3 separate regions of the Homo sapiens genome follow, and regions 2 and 3 are each linked to region 1. A link is a loop called in an ENCODE intact Hi-C map of the cell type or tissue named here. Cell type or tissue: A673. All regions are shown on one strand.

Region 1 (8,000 bases):
ACAACATTATTCAAGGACCTGCTGTTTTGAATTCCTGCAAACTCTCTCTCTCTTTTTTTTTTCTTTTTAAATGGTCGCACTTTGTTGCCCAGGCTGGAGTGCAGTGGCACGATCATGGCTGACTGCAGCCTCAACCTCCTGGGTTCAAGGGATCCTCCCAGCTCAGCCTCCCAAGTAGTTGGGACTACAGCCGCACCACCCACGCCTGGCTAATTTTTGTATTTTTTGTAGAGACAGGGTTTCACTATGTTGTCCAGGCTGGTCTGAAACTCCTAGGCTCAAGCAATCCTCCCATCTTGGTCTTCCAAAGTGTTGGGATTACAGGTGTGAGCCTTTATACCCAGCCTCCTGCAAACGCTCTTAAAATGATGAATAACGCTGCTCTCTTCCTAGGTATTGTTTTCCAGTTATGGCTAATAGGCAAAATGGAAGTTTCCAGCATGACCCATTTGCCTCCCTGAACTCACTAGCAATTAGGTTTTCAGCATAACTGTCTTTCTAGGTCTTTTTTTTTTTTTTTTTTTTTTTTTGCGATGGAGTTTCACTCTTGTTGCCCAGGTTGGAGTGCAATGGAGCTATCTCAGCTCACCGCAACTTCCGCCTCCTGGGTTCAAGCGATTCTCCTGCCTCAACTTCCCGAGTAGCTGGGATTACAGGCTCATGCAACCACGCCTGGCTAATTTTGTATTTTTAGTAGAGACAGGGTTTCTCCATGTTGGTCAGGCTGGTCTTGAACTCCCGACCTCAGGTGATCTGCCCGCCTTGGCTTCCCAAAGTGCTGGGATTACAGGCGTGAGCCACCGCTCCCGGCCCTAGATATTTTGTTCCTATAATCAAGTTAAGTAACTTGCGGAAGGTCATATGACTGATGAGTGTGGAACATCAGTACCTGGAGAGAGATGATGACTGTCCAGGGTCATTTCCACCGTGGCCTCTCAGCCTGACAACCAAAATTTGAGTAGGCTCTTTGGAATCGTTCTTTTGTTGGCCATGACTTTCCAGATATACAGCTTCAGAGTTTATATGCTATTGATAATTAGAAAAATTCATGTTCAAGTTTTCTCTTGTGGGTTATACTGTGTCCCTTAATTTTCAGAGGAGAGCAAAGCTATGAGCTATCTGGGTGTGATGTGCTCACTTGGAGAAGAAAACTGGTAAAGAAATTTTTTGGCCAGATGTGGTGGCTCATACATGTAATCCCAGCACTTTGGGAGGCTGAGGTGGGAGGATCGTTTGAGCCCAGGAGTTCAAGACCAGCCTGGGCAACATAATGAGATCCTGTCTCTAAATTTAAAAAAAAAAAGAAAAAGAAAAAAGAAACTGTTTTTCTCATTGCCTGTGAGTGCCCTCAGTTTACATAGTGCTATCTTTCCCCTTCAGGTGCACTTAGAACTACCTCCCAGCTCCAACATAGTGCAAACTCCAGAAGATTTTAACTTGCTCAAGTCAAGCAATTTTAGAAGATACGAAGTCCTTAGAGAGATTCTGACAACCCTTGGCCTCAGCTGTGACATGAAACAAGTTCCTGCCTTAACTCCTCTTTACTTGCTGTCAGCTGCGGAGGTGAGTTGTGGGCTCAGCTGGGCAGAGCGCGCTGTGACGTGGCCCTCTTCACAGTGGCGACCCGTTGCTTTAATTGTTTTATTTTGGTTGGTTTTGATTTTCCATTTCTGTTTTGACTTCGGGTTTGGAAATCATCTTCAAGATGTGCAAATATTCATTTTGTTGGGGGAGGATTATATATAAGAGAGGGCCAACTAGTAGAGTTTAGAAAGGTGTTAAGTCTGCAGGTGTGGCCCTTTCCACGTTAGGGGGAAGAGGGTCCCTGTGTCAAGAGTATATTCAGACTGTAACTTTATTCATTTGGGATTGAAAACATTTGTTTTGACTTGAGCCACTTTCAGCAAATCTTTGGAACAATCACATTTGTGCTAATGTCTGCCATCTTGTGGCAACAGCGCTCTGGGTTTCACGTCTGTGAGTCGTGTCTGACAGGAAAATGCCCACGGAGCTGGGAATGTGTTCGGGAATTCTCTTGGCCCATGCCTGCACTTGCTGCCTGTGATTGATACCTGGTTTTGGGCAGGTCGCCAGATTCTCCAGGTGTAGGTTCTTGCTAATCCCCCTGCTTGGCCATACTATCAGTTTCATAGTCATTGTGACAAATTATTTTGTCTATTTCTGTTGTCTTCTCTGAACAGACAAATTTGTGAGTTGAATGACATAACCATGTAGTTTCTGCAAACACCCAATAGTCTAGGTGACTTTAAACACTAAACTTACCTACTTTCTCTTGAAACAAACAAATTATACCTCTCATCCCAACATTTTTTAAAAAGGAGGCACTTTCTTTTGTGTTACACTGTGTCCCTTAGTTTTTGGAGGAGAGCAGAGCTATGAGCTATCTGGGTGTGATGGGCTCACTTGGAGAAGACAGATAGAAAATCTGAGAGCACTGCCAGTCCCCTAGACCTTCTCTGTCGCCTTTTCCTGGGGATGGAGGGCTGGGGCTGGCTACCTTAGCCAGTGCCTGCTCTGAGGCTCCCAGCTGGGGAAGTCCGGGAGTGAGGTGGCCTGGCCTTGCCCTTGGCAGAGCTCCCTGCCCTTTCTCGGAGTTCTGATCATGCTGGTCTTCGGACTTGACCTCCGGACTCTTGGACAGAGTAGTGGATAGGAAGAGTGGCCCTGCCCCAGGTTATTCTCTTGTGAGTGGAAGTTTGGAACTCTTGGCATTTCTGGTGTATTTAGGATGAGTATAACCTGAAATACCCATGTCAGGGCTTTGTATCATGTGTCTGCTTATATTCAAGCACACAACAGATGCTTCACATTTTTGTCCTTCCAGTTTTTTAAACAGCCTGGGGCAGTGGGAGGTGATACTTTTTCACCTGTTCATTGATCAATTGAGGGAGTATTGATTTCCCCTTTCACAAACTTTGGGAATGAAATGCTTGAACATGATTAAAGCAAATATTTGCTCTGTATACACATACATGGACACTCCCTACTAAGCCCCTTATTACATAATAACTTTGGAAAATAATTATTTTCAGAAATGTTCACTTCCCATTGCGGGCCCTCCACTTGGCCTTGTTGATTTTCTTGGATATCTGTGCTGTGGACTACTTTCCTCTCAGCTGCTTATTTCTGACTGAATTCTGCTTTACTTTGGGAGCCCAAGGAATGGAATGAGTACGTGTATGTTGTACATATCCTCATTTCTTAATGTTTATTTTTAGTTTTTGAGGCAGGGTCTTGCTCTGTTGCCCAGGCTGGAGTGTAGTGGTGCAATCATGGCTCACTGCAGCCTCCACCTCCCAAGCTCAAGCGATCCTCCCACCTCAGCCCCCCGAGTAGCTGGGACTACAGGTGTGCATCACCATGCCTGGCTAATTTTTAATACTTTTTGTAGAGACAGGGTTTCGCCATGTTGCCCAGGCTGGTCTTGAACTCCCGAGTTCAAGCAATCTGCCTGCCTTGGCTTTCCAAAGTGTTGGGATTACAGGCATGGCGCTCCCGGCCTCTTAATGTTTATTAACTCTGCTTAGGTGTCCTTGAATCTGCTGTAGAAGGAAATGGCAGAAGTCAAGGTTTTATATGATGTTTTCTTGGAATACAAGTTCTCTAAAGGATTATAGTGCAAATGAATTTGAAGGTGGATATGCACTGCCTGAGGTGGTCTTTCCGGAGGCAGCTGAATTCCTCCTGCATCTAGTCACTGTGCTATGGGTCAGTATTTATAGATCTGGACCACAGAGACTGGGAATGGAATTGGGTTTGTGCTTTGTATTTGGTTTTCTTTCTGGCATCCCTACTTAACAGATCTCAGTCATCCTCACGGAATTAAGTTCCATGGAGAGGATCTTGGCACCCAGTCATCTGCTAAATCCTGCCTGTCCATTTGGCTCATCGCCTGCCTTAGGGATTGGATGCCTGGGCTGGCTTTCTGCTTCCTGTGCCCTGCAAGACACTCTGTTGCTGGGAGTCAAAGATCTCTCACCACAGGGTGTCGCTGCTGAGCTAGGCTGCCTCGCATACAGGACCCTAGAACTATAAAGTTGTTCTTCAGAGATTTAATTTTTTTCTGTCTATATCAGTTTCACATAGTATAATTTTATAGTTTTCCATTATATTGGTGGCACTTTCTTTTGGGTCTGCAGAAATTATTTCAATGTCCCAGTTAATAATATTCATCTTTCATTCAACGTTTACTGTGTCCTAGGTACTATTATAGTATGGGATATGAAAGAACAAAATAAATATGCTAGTTATCTAAATAGTTTTACTGCGTACCAGCTGTGTTTACACAGTTTGGTGCCTTGACACTTGCTCTTTATGACGAATAGCGCAGAAGATTTATGTGCTTCTCCGTTACTGTGATATAACTGGAAAGAATAGTAGCAAGACCCAAAGAGAAAAAACACTCGCCTCAGCGACGGTCAGCCCTTGGCATTTGGGAAGGATGTGCTCGGAGACCTTCATCGACACCCAGACACCATGGTAGCGTGTGATTCCCACTATAAAACCCAGTCATGTGTGGCTCCATCAGTGTCACTGTGCACGATACCAAGAGGAAGCAGGGCTTGGCTGAGATGCAGGCTGTGGGCGGCTGAGCTGGGCTTCCTCCGACCAAGGCTTTCACGTTTAATTGAACCTCCCAGGAGCAGGATTGAAATTTGGGTCTCAGCAAAATGACAAAAAGTTAAACCATAAAACAAACACACAAACACACGTTTACCACACACCTATCTCCGTAGAAAGAAGACTGGGCCAGGTGCAGTGGCTCAAGCCTGTAATCCCAATGCCTTGGGAGGCTGAGGCAGGTGGATCGCTCAAGCCCAGGAATTCGAGACCAGCCTGGGCAACCTGGCAGAATTTCGTATTCTTTACAGAAGATACAAAAATTAGCCAGGCATGGTGGCGCATACCTGTAGTCCTAGCTACTCGGGAGGCTGAGGCAGGAGGATTGCCTGAGCCAGGGAGGTTGAGGCTGTAGTGAGCTATGATTGTGCCACTGCACTCCAGCCTGGGCAACAGAGTGAGACCCTGTCTCAAAAAAAAAAAAAAAAAAAGGAAACAAGACTGGAAGGAAATCTGGTATATATGGGACTTATTTGTGGTGGAGTGCTTAAGGGTGATTTTAATAATCTTTTAAAACTTTCTCTGTATTTTCCAAATTTTCTATAATGATTATATATATAATAAGCCAAATTAGTTATTAGTTATTTTATAATGAGCCAAATTGGTTATTTGTTATGAGTTATTTTATAATGAGCCAAATTAGTTATTAAAAACTAAAAACAAATGACTGCGTGTCATTGGACTTTGAAGGCATCTCACACATGGTCACACTTGAATGTTAAAAGGCAGGGAATCTCATAGGTGTTGATACTTTGGTTAATATTAATATTTGACATATTATTTAGAAAGGGTTCGCTCTGATAGTAAAACACGTGACTCTTGTTCATGGCCTGTGGCAGCTGTGACTTCCAGGGTTAACTGTGAGCTCTGAGTTGGTGTGTGGGGGCCTCCGAGCTGAAGCTGTCCCTTTGCTTCTGTGGGTGGAAGGTACCCCTGGGTGCCCTACCCCTGCTTGGATGTTCCAGTTTCTTGGCAGAGCCCTTTGAACTGTTTCTCCAAGACCATATATATGGGGACCTCTCCATGGCTTCCTCTCTGCAGATGTTGGTGGGTGAGAGACTGATACACCACATGGCTCACTGTGGGGTGTCCGGGGTGCGATCACCTGGTGGCCACCACATCTTCCCGCCACCAGTGGGTGACAGGCAGTCAGCAGCAATACATCTTTACTGTGCTGGGACATGAATGTTTTTGAGAAACACTGATTTTATAGAAGAAACATAATCCTTTCCCTTACAGAACACCAGAAAAAACATAATTCTTTTATATTTTATAGAAACATTTTAATAGATTTTATTTTCTATCGAATCTGATGTTCTAGAGAAAATGTAATTCTTTCCCAGTTGAGAAGCTAGCTGCCTTGTTTCTGTTTCTCTGGGTTCCATTTTCCTTTTTATCTCTGCCAGAGCAATGGCAGAAAGAAAGCACAGGCTGCCACGCTCTGCAGGGTCTCACTGGGAGGGGCAGCTGGCGGGTTAGGACCGGCTGGGACCTGAATCTGTGTGTGGGGCAGAGCCAGCCCCCCACCCTCCACCCCTGCAGAGTTGCCTGCCAGTGGACCCCTTTTGGTCCCCCCAGTGAGTCCAGAGGAAGCAGAAGAAGGTGGGATGTGCCACCCCTAGGAAGGTCGGCACCTTTACCTTGGGGAACTGGACGTGCTGCCCCCAGGAAGGTCGGCACCTTTACCTTGGGGAACTAGAGAGCTTGTGCATTGCTCCCGTAGCCTGGGACATCTGCTTAGGATCTGGGGAGCACAAGAATTTTTCCAAAATGAAAAAGCTTGGGAACCTTGTGGGTGTTCATCGTGGCCAACGGTGGCTAACAGTGTGTAGGTGACCTGAGAAACACAAGCCGGCTGGACTCTTAGCAGGGGTCCTGTGTCCAGCTGGGATCAAGATGTAGCTGTCACAAGAAGTGACAACTGGGTTTGTTACTGAAATGATCGGGCAAAATCACCATGAGGTGTGTTTGTGTGATTTTGGTAGTGGGGAGTTATGGAATGGGTAATACGTACTTAAAAACAGAAACTAGTTATGACATTTCATTTTGATTTAACCCCAAATTTTTACTGTGAAACTTTTTCCCCCCATAAAAAGCAGGTTTTGTTGGTAAGGATAGTTTAGATACTTGTAAACATATCAAAAAACGGGTACAGGCCCTTCTACTCCGGGAAGTCCTTTATGTTACTTTTTTTTAAATTGTATATATTTAAGGTATGCAGCATGATGATTTGATATACATGAACATACTGAGATGGAGCTGCTTTTCAGACGTTGATAGCTTTATGAAGAAACTTAGACTCAGTCATACATACCACACAGTTGTTCCTCCTTCTCTAACTGGCCCCTTCATGTAGCAAACATCTGTGTGCCTACTAAGTACAAGCCCTTGCTGCAGAAGTTTCTGGAAAACGAGGGATAATTCCTCGTCTTTGTGGCATGCGTTCTAGTTAACCAAGCTTTTTTACCTGTGTCGCCATCTCATTTGGGTCTCATAGTGACCCTGATAAGTAGGGCAGGGCGGGGAAGGAGTCCTTGCCCCCGGGAGAGGAAGCTGGCGTACAGGACAGTGAAGAGGCTTATGTATTTTTCGTTTCTGTTGTTTTTCTTTTTGAGATGGAGTCTTGCTCTTGTCGCCTAGGCTGGAGTGCAGTGGTGCAATCTCTGCTCACTGCAGCCTCTGCTTCCTGGGTTCAAGCGATTCTCCTGCCTCAGCCTCCCAAGTAGCTGGGGTTACAGGTGCCCATCACCATGCCTGGCTAATTTTTGTATTTTTAGTAGAGACAGGGTTTCACCATGTTAGTCAGGCTGGTCTCAAACTCCTGACCTCAGGTCATCCACCTGCCTCAGCCCCGCAAAGTGCTGGGATTACAGGCATGAGCCACTGCACCTGGCTTAATGTATTTTTCTAATGAGTTAATTAGAATTCTCCACTAAAAAAAATCTTTGCCTGCCATTTTTTAACATAGTACTTGATGTGGAGTCCTCCCCTTCTCCTATTTTTAATCCTAGTTCTGAGTCTCGAATGTATAGATAGGGCGAAGCTTTGGGCATAACTTTAAAATACAGCTTAAAAATAATTTTTAGAGATCCAAATTAGAGAGGAAGTCAGAATTCCAGGTGCACCTTGAATAGCTTTTGACATGTGGCTGCTGTGGTCTTGTGCGGCTGTTTTACAATACGGCACCGGCTAAAGGCAGCTAGCAGATTAAAGCAAACATTTAAAAGCTTTTATAGCTATGAATGCTTTTAAGGGTCTTTCATATACCTCTTTCTCTCGTTTCTTTCTTCCTTCGCCCTTCACCTACGCTGGAAATTTTTTGTTCATTTTGACTGACTTCCTGTTATCAAACATAATAC
Region 2 (8,000 bases), 290 kb after region 1:
TGGTGTATACACACACACACACACACACACACATATATACACATATATATACATACATATACATATATATATACACATATATATATATGATGGAATACTACTCAGCCATAAAAAGGAATGAATGAACAGCATTTGCAATGACCTGGATGAGATTGGAAATTTTTATTCTAAGTGAATTAACTCAGGAATGGAAAACCAAACATTGTATGTTCTCACTGATACGTGGGAGCTAAGCTATGAGGACACAAAGGCATAAGAATGATACAATGGACTTTGGGGACTTGGGGGGAAGAGTGGGAGGGGGGTGAGGAATAAAAGATAACAAATATGGTGCAGTGTATACTGCTCGGGTGATGGGTGCAGCAGGAGCTCACAAATCTCCACTAAAGAACTTACTCATGTAACCAAATACCACCCATACCCCAATAACTTATGGAAAAAATAAAATTTAAAAAAATGTCCTCCAAAAAACAATCTTTTGGAGTGCAATGGATGAGTTGTAAGGGTGGGCCACTGGAAGAAAATTAGCAGTTGGCACCTACCCGCTGTCTTGGGAGGCGGGGAAGCACCTCCGGGAGGTTGCAGGCTGGGCAAATGATGCGGAGCTGGTGGCTAAGTCTGCAGTGAAGCCAGGGGTCTTGGGAAGAGGAGGCCGCATGGGAGATGGGGGGCGTGACAAGACGAAAAAATCTCAGCTCAGGAAAAGAGGGGCCGCACCACACCGTATGCTATGCCCCTGAGGGGCGGCTGTGCCTCCGTGGTCCTGGGGGGAAGGAACCAGGCCTGCTGAGGACACGGTGGCCATGAGGCTGCATGACCAGCACCCTTCTGTAGGGTTTCTCCAGCTGAGAAATAATAAAGGTAAATAAAAATATTAATAAAATAATTTCTCACAAGTAAGAAATAATAAAATAATAATGACAAATGATGACTCAGTACTTAGTCATGGGACATTTAAATCAACTTTTATTTTTCTGGCAACTCATTGAACATGGCTTTGTCTTTGAATTAATGAAATTTGCCTTCTGCTAATCAAGAAGTCTCTCCCAGCCAGGTGTGCTGGCTCACACCTATAATCCCAGCACTTTGGGAGGCCAAGGTGGAGAGTCACTTGAGACCAGAAGTTTGAGACTAGCCTGGCCAACATAGTGAGACCCCCATCTCTACAAAAAATAAAAATAAAAAAATTAGTTGGGCATGGTGGTGGCATGTGCCTGTGGTCCCAGCTACTCCAGAGGCTGAAATGGGAGGATTGTTTGAGCCCAGGAGGTTGAGGTTGCAGTGAGCCATGATCATGCCACTGCACTCCAGCCTGGGTGACAAAACAAGACCCTGTCTGGAAACAAAAAACAAAACAAAAAATCTCTCCTGGAAACAGAAATGGAGGTCAGCAAGCCAGGTGGCATGTGCCTGTTGTCTCAGCTGCTTAGGAGGATTGCTTGATCCCAGGAGTTCAAGTCCAGTGTGGGCATTGTAGAGACCCTGTCTCTACAAAAATAACCAAGCAAACCAAGGGACCGTTTTGGAGAAGGGTGATGATCTGGGGCACATGGTGCCTCTAACTCTTGCAGAGATTGTCCAAAATCTTTAATGGTCAAATGACCCAGGTCTGTTTCACTCATTTTCCTAAGGATTGAAAAAACTCAAGGGCATATGGATTTAAGACCAGGCAAAATTCTCACCCTGTCCTTCCTCCTCTTGTCTTAGATAGACGCCAGCTCGAATGCCGCCTCCCGTCTGCTCCTGGTTGGGATCCTGTCTTCAAGTGCAACAGCCAAGCCAGCTGCCCACTCCTCTGTGTCCTCTTAGATTGTGCTCTGGGTGTGTGTCTTCTCTGCTGGATTAAGGAGCTCACTGGAGTGGAGGTGACTGCAGTCAGCAAAACACTCAGGAAATGATTGCTGGAGAAGAGTGGGGAAGGGACCCCACATCTCCCCTCTGCCTGCCCTCCCTTCTGCCTGCACCTTGCGGCCTCTCTTGCAGTGAGATGTGGCCGTGGGACTAGATTCCTGCCCATGGGAATGTAAGGAAGTGCCGTTTCTGGATATGGGACTCATGTCTCTGTGTAGGACTCATCTCCTCCATACTCTTTCCCCTTCCCCTGGCTGGAAGCAGGGGAAGGCAAGTGAATTCAGTCACGTAGACAACAAGAAAGCCATGGGGATGGGGGAGCTACACGGGAAAGGGACTTGGGTTTCTGAGTGACTGTGTGGAGCTGAGCAGCCCTCACTACTTGGAACTCCCTGTAAGACAGAAAGAAACTTCTCTGGTCTAAAGCCACAAGGACTTAGCTTTACCCCAAGAACAGAGCACACCCAGTGGAGCACTACGTCTAAGAAGTGTGAGCACCCACAGCATGGAGTGTGCCAGATTGGACAACAGACATTTCCTAAGATTGAGTGACTTTAGGAGAGCAGGGAGTGCCTGGCTCAGGCAAGGTGGCACCTTTGGGGGTCCCAGGTGGCAGACAGAGCTTCGCCCAGGTCGAACTGTGCATGGGCCCAGGGTGCTGGCCAGAGGTGGGGCGGCTGGAGTTCACAGGCCAGGCAGCCAAGGGGTTGGTCTGGCAAGTGGTCTGCCACCATGGACCCAGGCCTCAGACCAAACAGGCTGCTAAAGACACGGGTCCTCAAATCATCTGCAGGCAGGGTCTGGCCTGGGCCCCAGGAGTCCACAGGCAGGGAGCACCCTGGGGAAGAGCTGAGGATGCTGCATCAGAAAAGAGGTAGGGAAGGCGGGGCAGGCCGGAGCACCCACACATGCGCTGCGTGTTAGGCACATACACACACGACCCTATTTAACCCCCAACAGCCCTGACAAGCAGGTGTCATTGAATTCATTGTTGGCACCGTGGCTGTGGCACTGAGTCCAGGAGCCCTGGGTCCTCCTCACCACATCACCCTAGTTAGATGGGCAACTCATTTCTTCTTTGTTTATACTATGTGAAGTTTGGTTTCTTTCCATTTATTTGTCAAATAAGTAAATGTTTTAAAATTTATTTTAATTCTTTTTTTAAAGATAGGATCCTGCTCTGTTGCCCAGGCTACAGTGCAATGGCATGATCACAGCTCACTGCAGCCTCTAACTCCTGGGCTCACGCAATCCTCCTGCCTCAGCCTCTCAAGTAGCTAGGACTACAGGCACATGCCCCTGTGCTTGGCTATTTTTTTCTTTTTTCTTTCAGTAGAGACAGGATCTTACTATGTTGACCAGGCTGGTCTCTAACTTATGGCCTCAAGTGATCCTCCCACCTCAGCCTCCCAAAGTGTTGGGATTCTAGGCATGAGCCACCTTGCCTGGCCAACAAATGTTTTTGAACATTTACTCTGTGCCTGGAACTACATATAGTGTAACAGGGGAGGCAGAATATTAAACAGTTAACATGATAAGTAATGAAAATAGTGAGTGAGCATAAATAGGGTGCTCAGGGGAAGTCTCGTGGAGAAGGTGACATTCAGTTAGTAACTAATTCCCTTGGGAAAGGCTAATGCGAGAACACCGAACACTGTTTAAATGCATGCTCTGAGCTCTTCCCAGCAAAAGTTCTTTCTAAGTGGTTCTCAACAGGGGGTGATTGTGCCTCCCACTCCCAGGGACATTTGGCAATGTTCAGAGACATTTTTTGATGGTCATATCTGGGAGGGGTGCTACTGGCATCTAGTGGGTAGAAGCTAGGGGTGCGGCTAAACAACCCACCACGAACAAGACAGCCTCCGACGACGAAAAGCGATCCAGCTAAAAATGTGAATAGTGCTGGGGTCGAGAACCTGCCCTGGAGGACAGATGTGCTTTTGCTGAAGTCACTTAGAAGGCAAGGTGGCTCCATCTGCCCTTCCCCTCTGCAGCTTGGATAAAGGGTGGACCACACATTGTTCAGCAGAGCAGATGGGAGCGCCTGGCGCCCTGGGATCCCGCATCCTGGCCGCGGTCTGCCGACATGGGGTAAGGAAGAGAAAGATGATGATTTGTACTAACTGGTACAACCTACTGCCAAATCGCCAGGGAAAGCGAATGAAACACATCCCAAGAAACTCTGTTTATGGTGCAGGAAGGGTTTAGTGACTTTACTGCTCAGATTACCATTTGGATATCAGTTTCATCATCGTCAACCTCCAATTTCCTGTTTTGCTTATCTTAGAATGACTCTTTTAAAAAATGTTTGCACTGCTCAGATGGCTTTGGCTTCAAGTTGATTAGATATGGAACTGGTTTATAATGGATTAGAATGCAGGATTTGTTTGCTTTGTAATATTTTAAGAAAGCAATGAAAGAAGCGGCAATGACAGGGAGAGATATTGTATACTTACAGTCTGATTCTTTTTTCATTACCGGAAAAGACAACTAATTTAGGAATGTGGATTATGGCCCTTGGTCCCTTTTTGATTTGTGTTTCACTTCAGGGTTTTCCTGAGTTACAAATCCCTGCAGATTTGTGAGACTTAAGAGGTACACATGTACATTTATTTTTCCTTTTAGCATTTTTTTTTTTAGCCTGCAGGATCCCATGGGGTTTTTTTCCCCCTCCTCCTTTCCTTTATGTGTTTCCTGATAAGCCAATCTGTGTACTGCTTTCCCTGCACTGTCTGTACAGTTGGAAGCATTATTCAAATGAGTCCTGTGAAACTGATGGCCTGTGGCCCCGGTTGTTAAACACCGACACGCTGCTCATTAACACTCAGCATCCGGATATCCTAATTTCAGCTCAGATTTTGGTAAATATATATTTTCTTGATCATTTCCAACTACCATGCAAAGCCACATCCTGTCCTCTCTGAGATGCTTAGAAGAGTGTATTGTGCAGGGACGGCTTTGCAGACAGGCAGCAGGAGGCTACACATGCTGATGTCGGGGCCAGGAGACCATCAGAGTAGTTGAGAGAGGGCTTGCTGTTGGGTCCAAGACTGAGAGCTTAGATTCCTGGGGCTTTCTGGGCCTCAGGGTTAGAGGTTGTCTTTGGCGTATTTCAATATAACCAGTCTTTAGGATCCTTTGATATCATTGTTAGAAACAGTAATGCGTAGTCATGGGCTGAGAACTTGGGACCAGGATCTAGGATTTTTGGTCTCTCAGCCCTGGCTCCCCACTTCCTGGGATAGAACCAAACCAGTGTGTATGGAAGTTGACAGGCACACTGTGCATTGGGGGTTGAGCTGTGTCCCTGCAAGAGATATGTTCAAGTCTGGACTCCTGGTACTTGTGAATGTGACCTTATTTGGAAATGGAGTCTTTGCAGATGTAACTAAGATGGAAGTTATAAGAAGAGGAAAATAGATACAGAGACACACATACAGAGGAGGACACCATGTAAAGGCACAGACATGCGGAGGGATAACAGCCATGTGACAACAGGGATGGAGACTGGGGTTACGCAGTTGCAAACCAAGAGCAACCATTAGAAGATAGAAGAGAGGCATGGAACCAGTTCTTCCTTTGAGTCTCCAAGAGGGAACCAGTCCTGCCAACACCTTCATTTTGGATGTCTGCCTCGAGAACCGTGAGAGAATGGTTTCTGTTATTTCAAGCCAGCCAGTTTGCAATACTTTGTGACTGCAGCCCTAGGAAGCTACTACGGTAGCTCATTAAGGGCAACAAAAGGATTCTTCAACTTCCAATTTTTAGGATAAAAAGAGGCAAATGTATTTAACTCAGAATAATTACACTGAAACTATTTTTTTTAATAAGTGAGAAAACATCAATAGCGGTCAAATGGATCCCATGAATTAGTCAGTAAAGGGGTTAGGGGTAGAATATAGGCATTTGTATTTTTAATCAAAATGAAGAACTAAGCAAGGCACAGATAGAGCCCCCACTCCAGGCTCAGTCTCTGGTGGTTACTAGTTTAGCGGGATAACTGGTCAACCTGGACAGGGCATGTAGATCAGTTTTGAATTTCTTGGTTGCACAGAATTTAAAAAGTTCTTGGGCCGGGCACGGTGGCTCAGGGCTGTAATCCCAGCACTTTGAGAGGCTGAGGCGGATGGATCCCCCGAGGTCAGGAGTTCGAGACCAGCCTGGCCAACATGGTGAAACCTCGTCTTTACTAAAAATACAAAAAATTAGCTGGGCGTGGTGGCGGGTGCCTGTAATCCCAGCTACTCAGGAGGCTGAGGCAGGAGAATTGCTTGAACCCAGGAGGCAGGGGTTGCAGTGAGCCCCAAGATCTCACCATTGCACTCCAGCCTGGGCGACAGAGAGAGACTCCATCTCAAAAAAAAAAAAAAAAAAAAAAAAGTCCTTGATTCACCACTGCCATTGAGACCAATAAAGTTTTCACTCTTTCACTAGAAGATTCTTCTTGAGTAGCATCCTTTCTCTTGCTTCTCTTAGCTCAGCTTTAACATAATTCTAATGGTGCTGTTAGTTGACAGTGAACAACTCACACTCAGTTCCCCCTGTAGCCACTTTTGAGTGGAAAATGCATCCAACTATTTTGTTAATCACAGCAACGTGGTGGCTGCAAGAAATAGCTTTCTGGTGCCTGGGAGTCTTTCTGTCCATCTCTAGGCCTCAATTTGTTAAGATCCCACTGCATATGAAAGACAGAAATAAATGAAAATAGCATTAATGCTTCAGACATGAATTGAGGACTACGGCGTATTGTTAAGTTCCATGACAGCGCCTTAAGTCTCAAGATCCAACATCTGCCTTGATAACTCTGGGCATTGCCACAATGGTTTATCAGCGCCCATTGTTTCAAATGGACCCCACTGCCTGGTCAATTGGGTTGCAGCTCATCTGGAAAGATTATACATGTAGGCACCAGCAGACTGTACAGGCTACTCTGGGCTACTTGGATGTCTTAATTTCAGGGCTTCTAACCCCCTGCCTACAAAATGCTGGTATACACTTTGGACAGAGATAGGTATCTACTGGGCATTCAGGAAATGTGATAACCTGGCACCTAGGGGGTATCTTTGGAGATTTGCCCCAGTGTTGATGAAGCCCTTGAAGAGATATCTTGAGCTAGCTCACACTATAGGTATGGACTTGCTGGAGCTGTTGGATGGGCTCATTGCCCATGAAATAATCCAGTAGAGAAGAGCAAGAGGTCTATGCAGGGAGAAGATGAAATACTAGAGAACAAATGGGTCACAATTCCCAATTAGCCGATCCAAGCAGTTGGTCAGACTTACACAGTAACAGTACCTGTATTAACCAGTCCTGTTACTGGTGCATATACAAATGGCAACCAAAGGTCACCATACATTAAAAGAAAAAGGGCCCCAAATAAGAGGACCAAGAGGATAAATAGAATAATTGAGGCCAGGGAAAGCATAGATTAATTAAGCAACAGGTAAGAACTTAAAACAAAATTCCTATCTGAACCTCTAATAAGTTTCTTAGAAAAAACTTAGAAGATATTACATTCATAAAATGTGAATGGTTGCTCTGAAAAAAAGAGCACTTAGAGAATAAGAAAGTTCTTGAAAATTAAAAACTTTATTACCAGAATAAAACTTCTAATAAAAAGCTTGGAAGATAAGTAAACAAAATCTTCCAGAATAAAAAGTTGGAAAATAAGAAAGAAAATGTAGATGACATGGAGGACCAATTCAGTAAGTACAGCATTTTATCAGATGGCAATCCCACAAATACAAAAGAGGAAAATTGAAAGGAGAAAATATTCAGAAAAAAATAATTGATTTGAAATTACCGGAGTTTTAAAAATGTACCAGAGCTGAAGAGAAACACAAGGATCAGCTAGAAAGTGTTCACCAAATGCTGGACAAGTATAACAGGTTAAATTTCACCCCGGGCACAATTTTGTGAGATTTCAGAACACTAGACATAAAGAGAAGATCCTAAAAACTCACAAATACAAAAAACCAACACCTACAAAGGGATGAATATCAGATTTGCATTGGATTCTTCATCAGTAACACTGGATGCTAGAAAACAGTGGGATAATGCCTTCAAAGTTCTGAAGGTAAGTGATTTAACCATGGATCTTTATGTCTAGCAATCTGTCAATCAAACGAGAAGACAAAATAATGGCAGTT
Region 3 (8,000 bases), 230 kb after region 1:
TGCTAATGGGCCCATTTTACAGATAAGGAGACCAAGGCCGAGTAGCGCTGCATGACAATGGGGCCTCAAACCTCGCTGTAAATGTTGAAAACATCCCCAAGTCCTTGAACTGGCTACCAAGTGGGGTGCTTACCCTGGTTCTGGTGGTCTCCCTCTGCCTTGCACACAGGGACCCCTCTGAGTTCCTCTTTCTGTCTTAACAACTGAGGAGATCTATGTTAAAAGGAACAGAGGCTGGCAGCCTCCTGGGTGCAGTGGAGTGAGAACATGCCCCACAGGACCGCAGTGGCAGCAACTGGCCTGCTATTGCCCTTGCTACAGAGCCTTGGGAAAGGCCTGTGTCATGTCTGGCCTTAATTTCCCCAGGTATGAAGGGTTAATCTGGTGATCCTTGCAGTTCCTTAGGACTATGCTATTCTTTTTTTTTTTTTCTTCCTCCCAGAGTCCTAAGCTGGTCTCTAGATTCTTTACCCCAGCAATCCACTTGCTTTGAGACAAGACCGCCCTTGGCAGATCAATTCCTCATGGTATTTTTCACCTTGCAGCTGAGAGCCCGAGGCGATCTGAGAGCCCCTGCCACAGCCCGGGACCACCCTGGCCCTAAAACCTCCCTAGGGCCACCACCCTGACCCTGGCAGCTCAGACAGATCCTATTCCAACCCCGCAGCCATATCCTCCCTCGCAGACCCAGGTCCCCTGAGAAGAGGTTAAATCAATCAAGATGCCACTCCACTGCCACTCTTTGGAGCTACTGGAAGGGTGACCAGTTTGCATAAATGGACTCCAGTTTGCATAATGGAGGTCTTTCTAAACGCATCTTCTTCCTCTGCCCCAAGTTCCCAGCTTCCCTACTCCTCAGCCCCAGACTGACTGAGGGCCAAGGCCCCGGAGCAGCTGTCCTGACGAATTCCAAGGATATGAGTCCACCGGCTCCAGGTCTACCCCTACCCCAGGCATTGCACGAATGGAGGAGGGAGGGACTAAGCCACTGCTCCCTTCCCTTTCCGAGGGGGACCGAACAGGTTCAGGGCCCTTTCCAAAACTCTAGGGCCAAACAGCTCCCTTCCAGAGTGCCAACTTCCAGGGTCACCCCCTCCAAAAGACACACAGGAAGCCCCTCAACTGCTCCCAAACCTGCCACCAGTGCAAGCTGCTCAAGGCCTGACCCCCAGAAGGACCACCCCCGCCCAAACTCGGGGCCCAGCAATTCTGAGCCCAAATGCCTGGAGACTTGCTTTCCAGAGCCAGAACGCACAGAGCCGGTTTAAAGGTGGCTGAGCGGTACACCCACCACTTCGCATCTTTTAACAGGCTCTCCGGGAAATCCCTCAAACAGCGAACAGCTTCTGAGCAGCCGTGTCTTCTCGGCCCTCCCTTACTAATTTCTGGTTTAATTGAAATCATTGACCGCAAATCATTTGATCTTTGGATTGCTGCTTCGAAGGCTTTTTCTATTTCCAAAGGGGGCAGAAGGCAGTGAGTGCCCTCTCGTCCGGATTCCACACCTGCTTTGTTGCATGCGGTTAAGGAACGGCTCTTCCCAGCAAACCAGTTACCACCACGCCTCCCCGGAAGGAGACTCAGAAAACCGAATGTTCTTTTAATTTCCCCTAAAACATCAACCGGAGTGGAATCATCCCTAGTTCTCTGCCAAGGGGTCACCATTGAGCGGACAAGTAGCGACGACCTTGGGCAACAGCTCTCAGCTGGAGGGGCTGGGACTGGGGTATCTTTGCCACGTTCCGAGTAGGAAAGGGAGGAACCTGCCCTGGGCTGAAGGACCGCTGCGCCCGAGAGGAGAGCGCCCCGCGGCCGCGCGGTAGGGCCGGGTGGCACAGGAGAGGCCTAGGGTCCGCTTCCAGCCCCCTCCGCTGCCGGGTGCTCCCGGGTCAGCCCGCGCCTGGCTCCTGGGCCGGGGAGCCGCGGGGCTGGAGGCCGCGCTTGCAGACCAGCCCTCTGCGCTCCACCGGGGAGGGGCCGAGAAGCGCAGCTCCAGACCCAGCGGCCAGCACAAATAACAGGCTTGGCAGAGGCGAACGCAAAAGGTCGAGCTTTCCGATTTCGAGTAGAGTGCCTGGTGGGGATGGCGCTATGGAAGCGCCCTGCGGCCTAGGGACACCTGTCGCCTGCTCTGCCCCGACCGTCCGGCGCCCTGCGGCGGAAGTTGTCTCCCTACCTCGGCACTGGCTCCCGGGGCTCCAGAGGCCGGCGCAGCCCTCCCAGCTCCTGGGCCCAGAGGACCCACCAGAACCCTGAGCAGCGCGCCTCCCAGCAAAGAGTCAAATCCTTCGGGCCAGGCCGCAGCGACCCCGCTGGGAGCAGAGGCTCTGGAAGACGCGGCCCGGAACGCTTGGGACGCCAAAAACGCTCAGACCTGCTGCTCGGAGGTGCCTGGCCGGGCAGCCACTGTCACCAGCGGCAACCGGCGTGGGCGGCGGGGCAGCCCACCCAGCGCGCCACTATTTCTTCCTGTTCCGAGTCTTCCGCACCGCGGGTCCCAGCGCCCCTGGCCCACTGGCACATTTTCAATCCTGAAAAGAACGGCAGCGCTCAGCTCTGTCTGCCATTTTCGAATTAATCGGACCCCTCTCTTTCAGCCGGGTCTCAGCTCAGCAACGGCGGGGGCGGGTCTCTCCTGCCCGGACTTCCCGCACCCCAGCCTCACGAGAGGGCCCGGCTCAGCACAAGTGTTCGCTCTGTGGCCTCAGCCTGCAGTGCTTGGGCCTCACCGTGATCCCCGCTGACTCGCAGCGCCTGAAGCTGACCCTCCTTCACCTCCTCCAGAAGAGACAAAAAGAGGGAGGAATGAAGGAAAAATAAAGGGAATCGTAGAAAGAAAAGGAGGAAGGGAAGGAGGGATAAAGAAAGGAAGGGATGGGGAAAGAAAGAAAGCAAAACCAGAGTGAACTTCCAAAGAAAGGAAGGAAAGCAGAAAAGGAAAGAAAACAAACCAATGCATTGGCAAAGGAAGGAAGGAAGGAGGGAGGGAGAGAGGGGGCCAAGGAAGGAAGGAAGGGGAGAATGAAAGAAAGAGGAAGAAAGAAAGAAAAAGAAAGAGAAAGAAAGAAAGAAAGGAAAGAAAGAGAGAAAAAAATCCAAACCAAACCAGAATGCACTGGCGAAGGAAGGAAGGAGGAAAGGGAGAAAGAACAAAACCAGAAAGAACTCGCTGGCCGTGCGGGCTGGGGGACTGCCTGCCCCTGGAACAATTCGTAATTCGCCCTCACCCAGCCCTGGACCAGGAGAGGGTTTGGTCGCCTGGGCCGCCAAGGCCCTGGCCCCTCGCCCCAAGCCAGCGCCGAAGCCGAAGACCCTCACGCAACCTCCCTCAGACGCCCCAGCTCTGGACGCCAGGCCGCGGCAACCCCTCTGGGCGGGCTGGCTTGCGCTTCCCGCCTGGGCCGGGGCCGCCGGGCTCCCCAGCGTCCCCGGCCGCCCACCTGAGGCCTCACCTTCGGGGAAGACGGCGCGCATCTTCAGGTAGCTCGTGGTGAGGCGGATGATGGACGCTTTGTCCAGCTGCGAAGTGATGGCCGACGGCAGCGGGAGCAGCTTGGCAAGCTCGTAAAACTCGCCATTTTCCTTCTCCCTCCTGGTCTTGGCCGCATTCTTGGACTTCTCCTTCATCGCGCCTCGGCTCCGGGCATATTAGACCCGGCCGTGCTCCAGGCCCGCGGAGCCCCGCTCGGGCTGCGGCGGCGGGGATGGGGAAGGGGGAGCCGGGAGCCAGGTGAGTCCGCGGAGTGGGCCGCGGGCAGGTGCGGGGGGCCTCCCGGGGTTCCGAGACGCCTCCCCGCAGCCGCCGGGCCTGAGCTCCGAGCAACCCGGCGGCGCCGCCCGCCGCTGCCCGGAGCGCAGCCTCCTCCGGGCTGGACCGTCCTGCAGCAACCGGAGCCCCGTTCCTGCTCGCTCCTGTTTCCTCCCTCCTGCCTCTCCTGCCTCGGCCTTCCTGGGGGGTGGGGGCGGCCGGCGCGGAGGCGGAGGCGCTGCTTACTCCTTCGTCGAGTGCTCGAACCGGCTGCGGCAAGGCCCCTCCGGACCGGAGGGCGACAGGGGCGGCGGTGGCCGCGGAGCCATGGAGCGGGAGCCCAGCGGAGGGGAGCGAGTCGCAGGCGGCTGGGGCCGGGCCCTGGCCCGGGCGCGCTCTCCTGCCCTTCCTGGCGGCTCCCTGTGCCTGGAGACGCAGCGCCGGAGCCCGCGATGTGTGGCTAGGCGCAGCACCTCCGCTGTCCACGTGCGGCCGAGCCGCGTTTGTTTATGGCAGACCCGCCTTCGGGCGGAGCACTGGCCGCCTGGGTCCCGGAGGGGGGAGCGGGAGGGGGGAGGGACCGCGGCGGGGGCGGGGGCGGCGAATCTTGCCTCCGACCCCGCCGCGGCCCTGGAGTCACAGGCGCGCCTCCGCGTCGCTGCCTCCAGGGACTCTCCCGGGAGAGACCCGCGCGCTCCCGGGTTCGGGGAAGTCGCGGTGAGTGCACACGGCGCGCCGCGGGGACCCGCTCCTGAGCGCCGGTCGCCGGACCCCGGAGCTAGGATGGGCGGCAGGGAGGGCGAGGGAAGGAGGGGTGCCGAGGCCGCCCCTGTGGCTCTCGGGAAGGTCACCAGCAGGCGCGGCCGAGAGGAGGCGGCGCGACTCGTTGGCCAGGCGCCCTGCCGGGGAGGATCGAGCCTTCCGAGGGTGCGCTGGTCCCGCGTCCTCGCCCTCCCGGTGTTGCAGGTCCAAGAGCTGAAAAGGGGAAAGCCGGGAGCCCCCCTCCCCCCATTACACACACACGTGAAAACGGCGCGAGTGGCTCCGAAGTGACCCTTCTGCCCTTTCTGTCCTCGAAACACTAAGGTGCAAAGAGATTGTCGCCTTCTCAGGAGGAGCGGGAGGCCGCAGGGGCGCTCAGGCCAGGGGAAGGGAGGGGCCAGGGAGCCCAGCCGAGTGGTGAGGCCTCTCCCAGGGCGCCGGCGGAAACAGGGCCCAACTGCCGGGGCGGCGGCAAAAGCAGCCCGATTCAGCGCAGCCGGAATTTTGAGGAATCGGCGTTGGGCGATTAAGGGCCAAGGTCGCTGAGCCAGGGTCACAGGGTGGGCGCAGGTGGCGCAGGTGGGGCCCATGGTGATGGGGCAGAAGGCAATTGGAGAAAGAAGACTCCGTTGCAGACGCGGCCACTGGGCATTCTGGACTCTCCTTCAGGGTCATTTTGGACCTAAAGAGTCCTTTTGTCCCCCCTCTGCCCTCCCCTGTCCGGCTCCCGCAGCCTGGAAATGGGTGTGCGGCCCAGGAGTCCTCCGCGCACCCCTGCAGCGGCGGTCACATAACCCCACCTCTTCCAGGAGTGCAGCTTTCCCGGCCCCCCAGGCCAGAGACAGGCTCAGAGGACGCAGGGCAATTCCTTACCTTGGCGTCGAGATCATGTGGGGACTCTCGGCCGTGTGCCACAGGCTGCAGAGCCGTGGAGCAGTGGGGTGCGTGACCTGGAGGTCAGCAGGGGCCGGGAGGACACCGGGCCGCGGATGGGGGCGCGGAGATTTGGGTTCTCGGTGTCACTGCTCTCGCCACTGGCCCGGGATCATGAGCCTGCTGCTCCGAAAACTCGCCGTCGGACAGCGACTGAGTATCCGCTTCCCTCCCCTGGCCCTCCCCTGCGCCAGGAAGGCCTGGCCTTCGGCAACCGTGCCTGCAGCAGGCGCTCCTGACCTTTTCCAGGGACTCCTTTGAAGGTCAAAAGTTCGAAGGCGTTCGAAGCCGAGCAGGCTCCCTCCAGGGGCTGGAAGGTGTGCGCAAACCCGGGCTCTCCCCCTGCCTGTCCCTAGCCCCTTGCGGAGTCCACATCGTGGCCAGGGCTCGCAGGCTTGGTGCTCCGAAACCGCGACGCCACGCGAGCCGGACGCACAGAGTAACAGCGCTTTCCTTTGGGGTTTCGGATCCAGGAGCGCTTTCCTGTTGCAGCGGCTTGAGCAGAGGGCCATGGGCTAGCGGCGCGGGTCTCCAATGCCCAAGCCTGGCGAGTCGGACCCACCTCCGCGCCCAGGATCCCGCTCCTGGCTGCGCTGACAGCTGCCGGCTCCGGGCCTCTGGGAGAAGGAGCTCCAAGGGGTTAGAGGCTACGGACCCAGCCCCTGCCGCAGCTTCCGCAGGCGGCCCCCTGAGCCCGCTCTGGCACCTCCTGGGCTTCGGGAGGATTTAATGCGTTTCTCACCCCCACGGCTTCCGACCCTCAATTATGGACCCGGGAGAATTCCTCCTGGGCTTGAAAGGGATTACCCAGATCGCAGAAACATGGCTAAGTGGAAGTGGGAGAAACCCGACAAGTAACAAGAACGGAAACTTTCCTCAAGGCAAATTTCCCGGATTTTACGGGAAAGCGCACTTATCTTCCCAGGGACAGCCTCTGTTCACGTGTCCGCGAGGCAGGTTCGAAGCGCGCTACGGGAGGCAGAGCAATGCCGTGTTTGAAGACTGGAAGATACGTGGGTGTGAGATACCTCCAGGCCCAACGCCTGCCCAGCAGCTGCCCAAGCAGACGTTGTGTACTCGGCTCCCCCAAGCACATCCTTTCGCCGTACACGCGCGCGCGCGCACACACACACACACATCCACACACACACGCAGCTGTGGCTCTGGGGTCCCTGATGGCACCACGCAAAGTACCAGAAGTACACGGGCACCGCACCTCGAGGTTTCCCAGGTAGGAAGGACAGGGATGCCTCTGTGGAATTGTGAAGGAAGAAACCCAACCCTTGGTGGGGGCCGTCCCGGAGCTCTCCCTGCTGGAGGGGGAGCCTCGGGCCCTCGGAAAAGGACACTTAGAGCTAATACCCACAGGCCGTATGTGGGATAGTTAGTATGAAGCTGGAAGCTCTGTTGGAATGGAAAAGTACCGGGCAGGTGCTCACTAGAGTGGTCAGGAGCATCGGCGGTGACCGCAGATTGGGACACCTCCTATGTCTTTCCCTTCTGGCGCGGGGAGAAGAAATTCCTGGTCCAGGTATTGGGCCTAAAGCCGAACGCCCAGCTCAGAAAGCCCGGACCAGCCTCGCGGGCCCCAGGGGGGAGGCAGAGATGGAGCGCACGACCCCCGAGTCCGAGGCACCGTTCTAAATGGCGGTTCACCCACTGGCCCCAAAGGAGCCTGAAGAGTAGGGAATGAAAGGAGACTGGGGGCTGGAAAAGGGCGGTGTGGAGACGGGTCGGACGCATTGAGGTCCGGACCTCTCAGTACGTCCCCACCCGCAGTCTGTCCCACTGCGCGTGCGAGCAAGCCGCCTCGTACCCCACCTCTTAGAAATGTTCCATTAGGAAACTTATCTGGAAGAAATTCAGGCCCCAAGAGGAACGAGGCGGGCCCGGATCGCCTCACATCTGCTTGGATTTTCCGCTTCAGATGCTCCGCAACTGTTCTTCCCCAGGCCGCGCCGGCGCCTACCTGCGATCCATCCCCAGCGGAAGCCGACTCGGGAGAGATCAAGGGAAGAACTCCGGCCGTTCCCCGCGGGATGGGAGAGGCTATTGCAGTGGCAGCAGGAGATCAGAGACCTTGTCACTAAGGAGGTGGGGGAGGGGGAAGAATTTCCAACCTCTGAAGTGGAGTTTAAGAACTTCCACTGCCCCAGCAAGCAGAGGCAACAGAAAATCCAGGACTGCGTTGATTCAAGCCTATTTGGTTTATACGCTCTTGTCTACATCCGCAATCAGTTATGATATGGTTACTCCAGAAAAGTCCGCTTGGCCCAGCATCACATATATGACCTTTTCATGGCTGAGAGGATTTTTGGTCTGGGCTATCTGAAAGAATTCCTCGATTTTTCACTCCTTTCCATGTGTAAACCCTGTGGAGACGTCACCAATTGTCCTTGGGGTCATTGCTACTTCCAGAAAGGACCGGGGGACAATTACAGTATTACTACCCACAGCTTACAAATAATTACAGGTATCCAGACCAAGTCGGAAATAATTTATTCCTGCAGAGGCCAAGACCCTAATTCGTTCTGTTTGCTGTTTCCTCAAGTAGTAG

What was found. Peaks named below come from ENCODE experiments on the same cell type or tissue, not always from the same donor. Only the 100,000 strongest peaks of a DNase experiment are listed, where the experiment ranks them.
Region 2: it touches region 1 in a loop (6-fold over the local background); 66 of 110 quality-filtered maps call a loop at or near these places.
Region 3: it touches region 1 in a loop (3-fold over the local background); 6 of 110 quality-filtered maps call a loop at or near these places.

What each region holds. Positions count from the first base shown.
Region 1 is chr21:36,923,814-36,931,813 of GRCh38, reverse strand. It overlaps HLCS (holocarboxylase synthetase), which reads left to right. Exons shown (of 11, transcript NM_001352514.2): 5 at 1,381-1,563. Among named protein-coding and RNA genes, the nearest start is that of HLCS-AS1, 39 kb to the left of the region's middle. RefSeq lists a silencer at 3,869-4,061. In A673, CTCF peaks have their summits at 1,957 (motif pointing left) and 3,998 (motif pointing right); DNase peaks (open chromatin) are centred at 1,963 and 3,963; H3K27ac peaks cover 760 bases.
Region 2 is chr21:36,636,718-36,644,717 of GRCh38, reverse strand. LOC105369308 (a long non-coding RNA gene) reads left to right here. Exons shown (of 3, transcript NR_188246.1): 2 at 1,712-7,927. Among named protein-coding and RNA genes, the nearest start is that of SIM2, 58 kb to the left of the region's middle. In A673, a CTCF peak has its summit at 3,675 (motif pointing left); DNase peaks (open chromatin) are centred at 3,607 and 4,357; H3K4me3 peaks cover 773 bases; H3K27ac peaks cover 4,233 bases.
Region 3 is chr21:36,695,374-36,703,373 of GRCh38, reverse strand. SIM2 (SIM bHLH transcription factor 2) reads right to left here and starts at 4,259. Exons shown (of 11, transcript NM_005069.6): 1 at 3,453-4,259. The coding sequence starts at 3,627. LOC105369308 (a long non-coding RNA gene) reads left to right here and starts at 4,383. Exons shown (of 3, transcript NR_188246.1): 1 at 4,383-4,465. LOC107985492 (a long non-coding RNA gene) reads right to left here and starts at 2,858. Exons shown (of 4, transcript XR_001755029.1): 1 at 1-2,858. RefSeq lists enhancers at 1,846-2,438, 2,439-3,032, 6,868-7,780. In A673, no CTCF peak of the experiment used is centred here; DNase peaks (open chromatin) are centred at 1,553 and 4,323; H3K4me3 peaks cover 4,940 bases; H3K27ac peaks cover 4,949 bases; H3K27me3 peaks cover 645 bases.